2 separate regions of the Homo sapiens genome follow, and region 1 is linked to region 2. A link is a contact called in ENCODE Hi-C or POLR2A ChIA-PET data. All regions are on one chromosome and are shown on one strand. The core of a region is the stretch at or near the end of the contact, and the rest is flanking DNA. Distances in the headings are between cores, read along the strand shown.

The links. A loop is a pair of places that touch in the nucleus more often than their neighbours do. ChIA-PET counts read pairs that join two places held with the same protein, here RNA polymerase II (POLR2A). Pooled maps may share reads with other maps.
Region 1: a loop to region 2 is called in a pooled map, with 2.5 times the contacts of the local background. The contact joins two enhancer-like sites. A Hi-C loop is called at or near these places in 1 of 50 pooled maps. POLR2A ChIA-PET finds 5 or more read pairs at or near these places in 4 of 52 experiments (PC-9, RWPE1, activated CD4-positive, alpha-beta T cell and 1 more).

The regions. Positions count from the first base shown.
Region 1 is chr19:6,827,423-6,830,389 of GRCh38, reverse strand. It overlaps VAV1 (vav guanine nucleotide exchange factor 1), which reads right to left. Exons shown (of 27, transcript NM_005428.4): 10 at 2,219-2,314; 11 at 1,903-1,971; 12 at 1,682-1,768; 13 at 1,490-1,575; 14 at 472-604. Among named protein-coding and RNA genes, the nearest start is that of VAV1, 56 kb to the right of the region's middle. Within about 2 kb of position 1,434, at least 4 of the 41 ENCODE cell types and tissues checked have a DNase peak (open chromatin) inside an H3K27ac peak, as active enhancers do.
Region 2 is chr19:6,535,006-6,538,179 of GRCh38, reverse strand. It overlaps TNFSF9 (TNF superfamily member 9), which reads right to left. Exons shown (of 3, transcript NM_003811.4): 3 at 2,256-3,174. The coding sequence ends at 3,114. Among named protein-coding and RNA genes, the nearest start is that of TNFSF9, 5.6 kb to the right of the region's middle. RefSeq lists enhancers at 806-1,015, 1,326-1,425, 2,176-2,265, 3,126-3,174. Within about 2 kb of position 1,924, at least 3 of the 41 ENCODE cell types and tissues checked have a DNase peak (open chromatin) inside an H3K27ac peak, as active enhancers do.

The DNA.
Region 1 (2,967 bases), core at 185-2,684, 290 kb before region 2:
GAGTGCCCTGGATATAGTAGGTGCTCAATTTAAAAACTGTTGAGTGGGCTCACGCTTATAATCCCAGCACTTTGGGAGGCCGAGGCAGGTGGATCACGGGGTCAAGAGATCGAGACCATCCTGGCCAACATGGTGAAACCCTGTCTCTACCAAAACTACAAAGATTAGCTGGGCGTGGTGGTGTGTGCCTGTAGTCCCAGCTACTCGGGAGACTGAGCCAGGAGAATCGCTTGAACCCAGGAGGCGGAGGTTGCGGTGAGCCGAGATTGTGCCACTGCACTCCGGCCTGGCGACAGAGCGAGACTCCATCTTAAAAAACAGAACAAAACAAACAAACAAAAAACACCTGTTGAGTGGATTAACACACACTTCCATGTAGATGTAGTCTGGCAAACAGGCACATGCCCAAGTGGAGAGGGCTAAGCTGCCGACTGCGTGGAGGACCCCATAGTTCCGGCGTCAAAGCCCCACCTTCTTGTTGTCTCGGTCTCCTGAAGAGTCATCCCGAACCTGGAAGCTGTGCAGGTTTACAAAGTCCTTGAGGTCATAGGAGTCTCCCCTGCGCTTACAGATGAGTAGAGCTTTGTCGAGCAGGAAGGCATACCTGGAAGGATGGATAACGCATTCCTGTCTGGCTCTTCCCAACTGTCCCCATCAGCCCTCTGACCAGTTCCTCCACATCCTGGTCCCACCCTGCCCTTCTCCTCCTCCTTGGCCAACTTGGCCATGCCCACCTGTCCATCCTGACTTCACCCACGTGATCCGCATTGGCCCTACTGCCTGTCAGTCTTCGCTCCACCCATACCCCTCGCTGGCCCTGTCCTGCCTGTCCATCAAGGCTCCACCGCCTTCTCTGGATGGGTCTACCACCTGTCTGTCTAGAAATCTTGCCTCACCCCCACTCAGGTCCCTCCCCAAATTCATCTTAATTCCACCTACAAGTCTACATAAGAACCTGGCCCCACCCCTACCCAGGCTCCACCCCAGATCTGTGTTGGCTCCACCCACCTGTCCATCTAGGAGCCTGGCCACGCCCCTATCCAGGCTCTTCCCCAGACCTATGTTGACTCCACCCAACTGCCTATCTAGAAACCTGGCCCCATCCCTACCCAGGCTCCACCACAGATATGGTTTGCTCCACTCACCTACCCATCTAGGAGCCTGGCCCCCACCTTGCCCAGGCTCCACCCAGATCTGTGTTGACTCCACCCACCTGCTCATCTAGGAGCCTGGCACCATCCCTGCCCAGGCTCCTCCCAGATCTGTGTTGACTCCACCCATCTGCCTATCTAGAAGCCTGGCTCTGCCCCTGCCCAGGCTCTGCTCCAGATCTATGTCGACTCCACCCACCTGTCCATCTAGAAGCCCGGCCCCGCCCCTGCCCAGGCTCCACCCAGATCTGTGTTGACTCCACCCACCTGCCCATCTAGGAGCCTGGTCCCACCCCTTTGCCCAGGCTCCATCCCAGATCCATGTTGACTCCACCCACCTGTCCATCTTGGAGCGCCGTTCCACCGAGGTGATCTTGAGTTCCCCGTCGATCTTGGGCCGGCCATAGTGAGCCAGAGACTGGTCCTATGCAGTAGGCAGGGGGTCTAGCAAGGGTCTCCCAAGAAAGGAGCCAGACACACACTCTCCCCACGTGGCCACACCCCTGGCCCACCCGGCTCCACCGCCTCACCAGGTTCTCAATGGACAGCTGGAAATTGGTGATCTGTCGCAGTGTCTCGTTGTCTCGCTTGACCTCGTTCACGCACTGAGCCAGGTCCTGGGGAGGGGGCAGGGGTGAACCTGGCCCCCCAACAGCCGACCCAGGCTCCTACCTAATCCCGGCTAGAGGATCAGCCCCTACCAGGAGGGTGTCTGCAGCAGGTGAGTCACCAGCACCCTACACCCACTCACCCTCATGGCATCCAGGGCCAGCCGCAGGTTCTCCTTCTCCATCGCCTCCTGCGTGTGTTTCACCAGCTCCTGAGAGAACCAAGACGTCAGACGTCACCTGGGCCCCTCCCCTTCTCCCTGCGGGGAGGGCCTTCCAAACAATGCTAGCTCACCAGCTCCTCCATCGTACTGCTGACCCTGGAGGCTGAGACATGACCCCAGTGACCCATCCCCGAGCGTCCTAGAGACCCAACCCCCAGAAGCCAGCCCCGTCCCCACTTTTATAGACACAGGAGAGTAGGTACGTGGAGCCCACGCCTAGAGATGTGCCTGGCACCTGGAGAAGGAGGTGATATTTGAGAACTCGCTGCATAGGCACCATCAGCAGGTCCCGCAGGGTGAACCTCCCGTTGTTGGCTCTCTGAGAACATTCCTGGGGAATCAGAGAACAATGGGGAAACTGAGGCAGGTCCCAGAAACAGCCAGTTGCAGGGTGGGTGCAGATAGATTTGAATAAATACGTGAGCAGCTCTCCACCCCAGAGCTGTGGGAATTTTTCTAGAGGCCAAAGCATCATATCTGCCCCCAAGGAAACAGGAAAAGGACTCCATGAGGTGGGGGCAGCTTGAGAACCACTGGAAGGAACTTTGGGAGGCCGAGGCGGGAGGATCACTTGAGGTCAGGAGTTCAAGACCAGCCTGGCCAACACGGGGAAACCCCGTCTCTGCTATGAAAAAAAAAAAAATAGCTGGCGTGGTGGCAGACTCCTGCAATCCCAGCTACTCAGGAGACTGAGGCAGGAGAATTGCTTGAACCCGGGAGGCAGAGATGGCATTGAGCTGAGATCACACCACTTCACTCCAACCTGGGTGACAGAGGGAGACTCCATCTCAAAAAACAAAGACAAACAAACAAACAAAAAAGCAATGGGAAGAGGCTGGGCACGATTGCTCAGGCCTGTAATCCTAGCTCTTTGAGAGGCTGAGTGGGTGAGTCGCTTGAGCCCAGGAGTTTGAGACCACCCTGGATAACATGGTGAAACCCCATCTCTGCAAAAAACACAAAAATTAGCCAGGAATGGTGGCA
Region 2 (3,174 bases), core at 675-3,174:
TGATAAACTCCCTGAATAAATGCTTAAAAACTCCTAGTCTGTAAGAGAGTGTGCCTCTGACCTAACTCGGCTAGAAGCCCCTCTCAGGTTTATTTTCTCTAAAATAAACCTGTCCTTGACTGTTAAGCCACCTTTCATGTTTCTTTCCTCTTTCTTTAATTCTTACAGATGGTGGAGGATTGCTCAAGCCCAGGAATTTGAGACCAGCCTAGGCAACATAGCAAGACCTCATCTCTACAAAAAAATAAATAAAATTGCCAGGTGCAGTGGCTCACGCCTGTAATCCCAACACTTTGGGAGGCCAAGACAGGAGGATCCCTTGAGGTCAGGAGTTCAAGACCAGCGTGGGCAACATGAGGAGACCCCGTCTTTACAAAATTAAATTAAATTAAATTAAAAACAAGCCTCTAGAAGTTGGAAAAACAAGGAAAGCAATTATCCTCTAGAGCCTCCAGAAGGAAAGCAATCCTTCAGTCAACTTGATTTTAGCTTAGGGGAGCTCAGAACCCCAAGGGGGCCAGGCACGGTGGCTCACGTCTGTAATCCCATCACTTTGGGAGGCCAAGGCAGGCAGATCACTTGAGGTCAGGAGTTCGAGGCCAGCCTGGCCAACATGGCAAAACCCCAGCTCCACTAAAAATACAAAAAAAATAGCCAAGAGTGGTGGCCTGTACCTGTAATCCCAGCTACTCAGGGGGCTGAGGCAGGACAATCACTTAAACCCAAGAGGCAGAGGTTGCAGTGAGCCAAGACTGCGCCACTACACACCAGCCTGGGCAACTGATGAGAGTCTTTCTCAAAAAAAAAAAGAAAAAAGTAGGTGTGGACACAGAGCCAAACTATATTAATGACCTTCTTTGGAAATAGGGTCTTTGCAGATGTAATTATTTAAATTAAGATGAGGTCATATTGGAAGAGGATGGGCCCTGAATCCAGCATGACTGGTGTCCTTATAAAAAGGGGAGAGTTCGGGCCTGGTGCCTTACACCTGTAATCCTGGCACTTTGGGAGTCTGAGGCAGGAGCGTTGCTCGGAGTTCAAGACCAGCCTAGGCAACATAGCAAGACCCTGTCTCTACAAAAAAAACAATACATAAAAAGGAAGAAGAGGCCGGGCATAGAGGCTCATGCTTGTAATCCCAGCACTTCGGTAGGCCAAGGCAGGTGGATCGCTTGAGGTCAGGAGAAGTTCAAGACCAGCCTGGCCAACATGGTGAAACCCAGTCTCTATTAAAATAGAAAAATTAGCTGGGTGTGGTGGCATGTGCCTGTAATCCCAGCTATTCGGGAGACTGAGGCAGGAGAATTGATTGAACCCGGGAGGTGGAGGTTGCAGTGAGCCGAGATGGCGCCACTGCACTCCAGCCTGGGTGACAGAGTGAGACTCCTTCCATCTCAAAGAAAAAAACAGGAAGAAGAGACAAAGAAATGAAGTCACACAGAAAGAACACAGCCATGTGACCAACAGAGGCAGAGACTGGAGGATTGCTGGCAACCACCAGAACTTAGGAGGAGGCAACGAAGGCCTTCTCCCTGGAGCCTTTAGAATGAGCATGGCCCTGTCAAGACCTTGACTTTGGACTCTGGCCTGCAGAACCGAGCGAGAACAAAGCTCGTTTGCTTTAAGCCACCCACTTTACGGTACTTTCTTATGGCAGCCCTAGAAATCTATTAGGTTGAGGCAAAAGTTATTGCAGTTTTGCCATTAAAATGGCAACCCATGTCACCAGCAAGAGGCAAGAAGGAAATCAAAGTAGCTCTGGTGTCTCTCTGGAACTCTGTGGTCACACCTGAGTCTTTGCACAACTTCCTCTTCTCCACTCTCTAGCCTCTGTGGTCCAGCCCACCCACATTTCTGGGGAGACCTGATTGGCCCAGCTCAAGTCACGTGTCCAACCTGACCCAATCAGCTGGGACGAGAGAATTGAATCACCTGTTGCCAGGGGTCTTATTCAAAACAGGCAAACAACCCGCTACCAGACAGGCGGTGACCAATCAGATTTGACTAATCAGATTTGACACTGGCTCCTGGACCAGAATTGGGGGGAACCATCCTCCTCTCCCCACAAATCACATGTTAAGCCCTGGGTTGCAGAATCACAGGGCTATCTTAGCCAGCCAGAGGATGTGTCTAGTTATAGGGGTGGCCGTGAAAGATCTGTATGGTGGGGAAACTATGGGGCTGAAGAAACTGGCCAGCTCTGTAGAGCAGAGACGGACAGCGTGTGCTGGTAATTTAACAACCAACTCTCCAGAGGGAGGAAAAATGAGTGTTTATTATAAATTGTACTGGCATGTAAACAACCTTGGCAACATAGCAATACCGTCTCCGCAAAAAAATTAAAAAGTTAGCCAAGTGTGGTGGCACACAACTGTGGTCCCAGCTACTCGAGAGGCTGAGATGGGAGGATCACCTGAGCCTCGGGAGGTCGAGGCTGGAGGCTGCATTGACTCATGATTGCACCGCTGCATTCTAGCCTGGTTGACAGAACAAGACCATCTCAAAAAAAAGAAAGAAAGAAAAAAGCTAGCCCCCAAGTATCACACAGGAGGTGGAGGCTGGGGATGAGTCTTTAAATTCCTCACGTATTACCATAACTCAGATTTTCTTTCAGTCTATTTCTAGATGTTTCTATAGCCCCCTAGCCTGGGCACAATGCTGGCACATTACAGATGCTCAATACACACAAATAAGCAAATAAGTACAATGAATTAATAGAAAGGATGAATCCCAGTTGCTTGGGAGGCTGAGGCAGGAGGATCGTCTAAGTCCAGGAGTTCAAGACCAGCCTCGGCAATGTCGAAGACCCCCCCCCCCCCAAAACAACTCCTCTAAAAAAGTCCATTCACAAACTCAGGATCCTCTTTAAATAGAAATATATATATATATATAATATATATAATATATTATCTGAGCTCAGGCTCAGAATAAATATCAAGGTCCAACTTGGGGAAGGAGTGGGTGAGGAGGGTCCTCAAGGGGAGGTCAGCAGCAGGGACCCCTGCCAAGCCCCTTGAGGTAGAGAAAGCAGCAGGGACCCAGCACCAGGGGTCTCCATGAAGGATGGAGTAGGATTCGGACTCTGTCCAGGTGGGCTGCACCCAGGCTGGACGTTATTCCGACCTCGGTGAAGGGAGTCCGGCTGGGATTTCGGGGGTCACCCGGAAGAGTCCC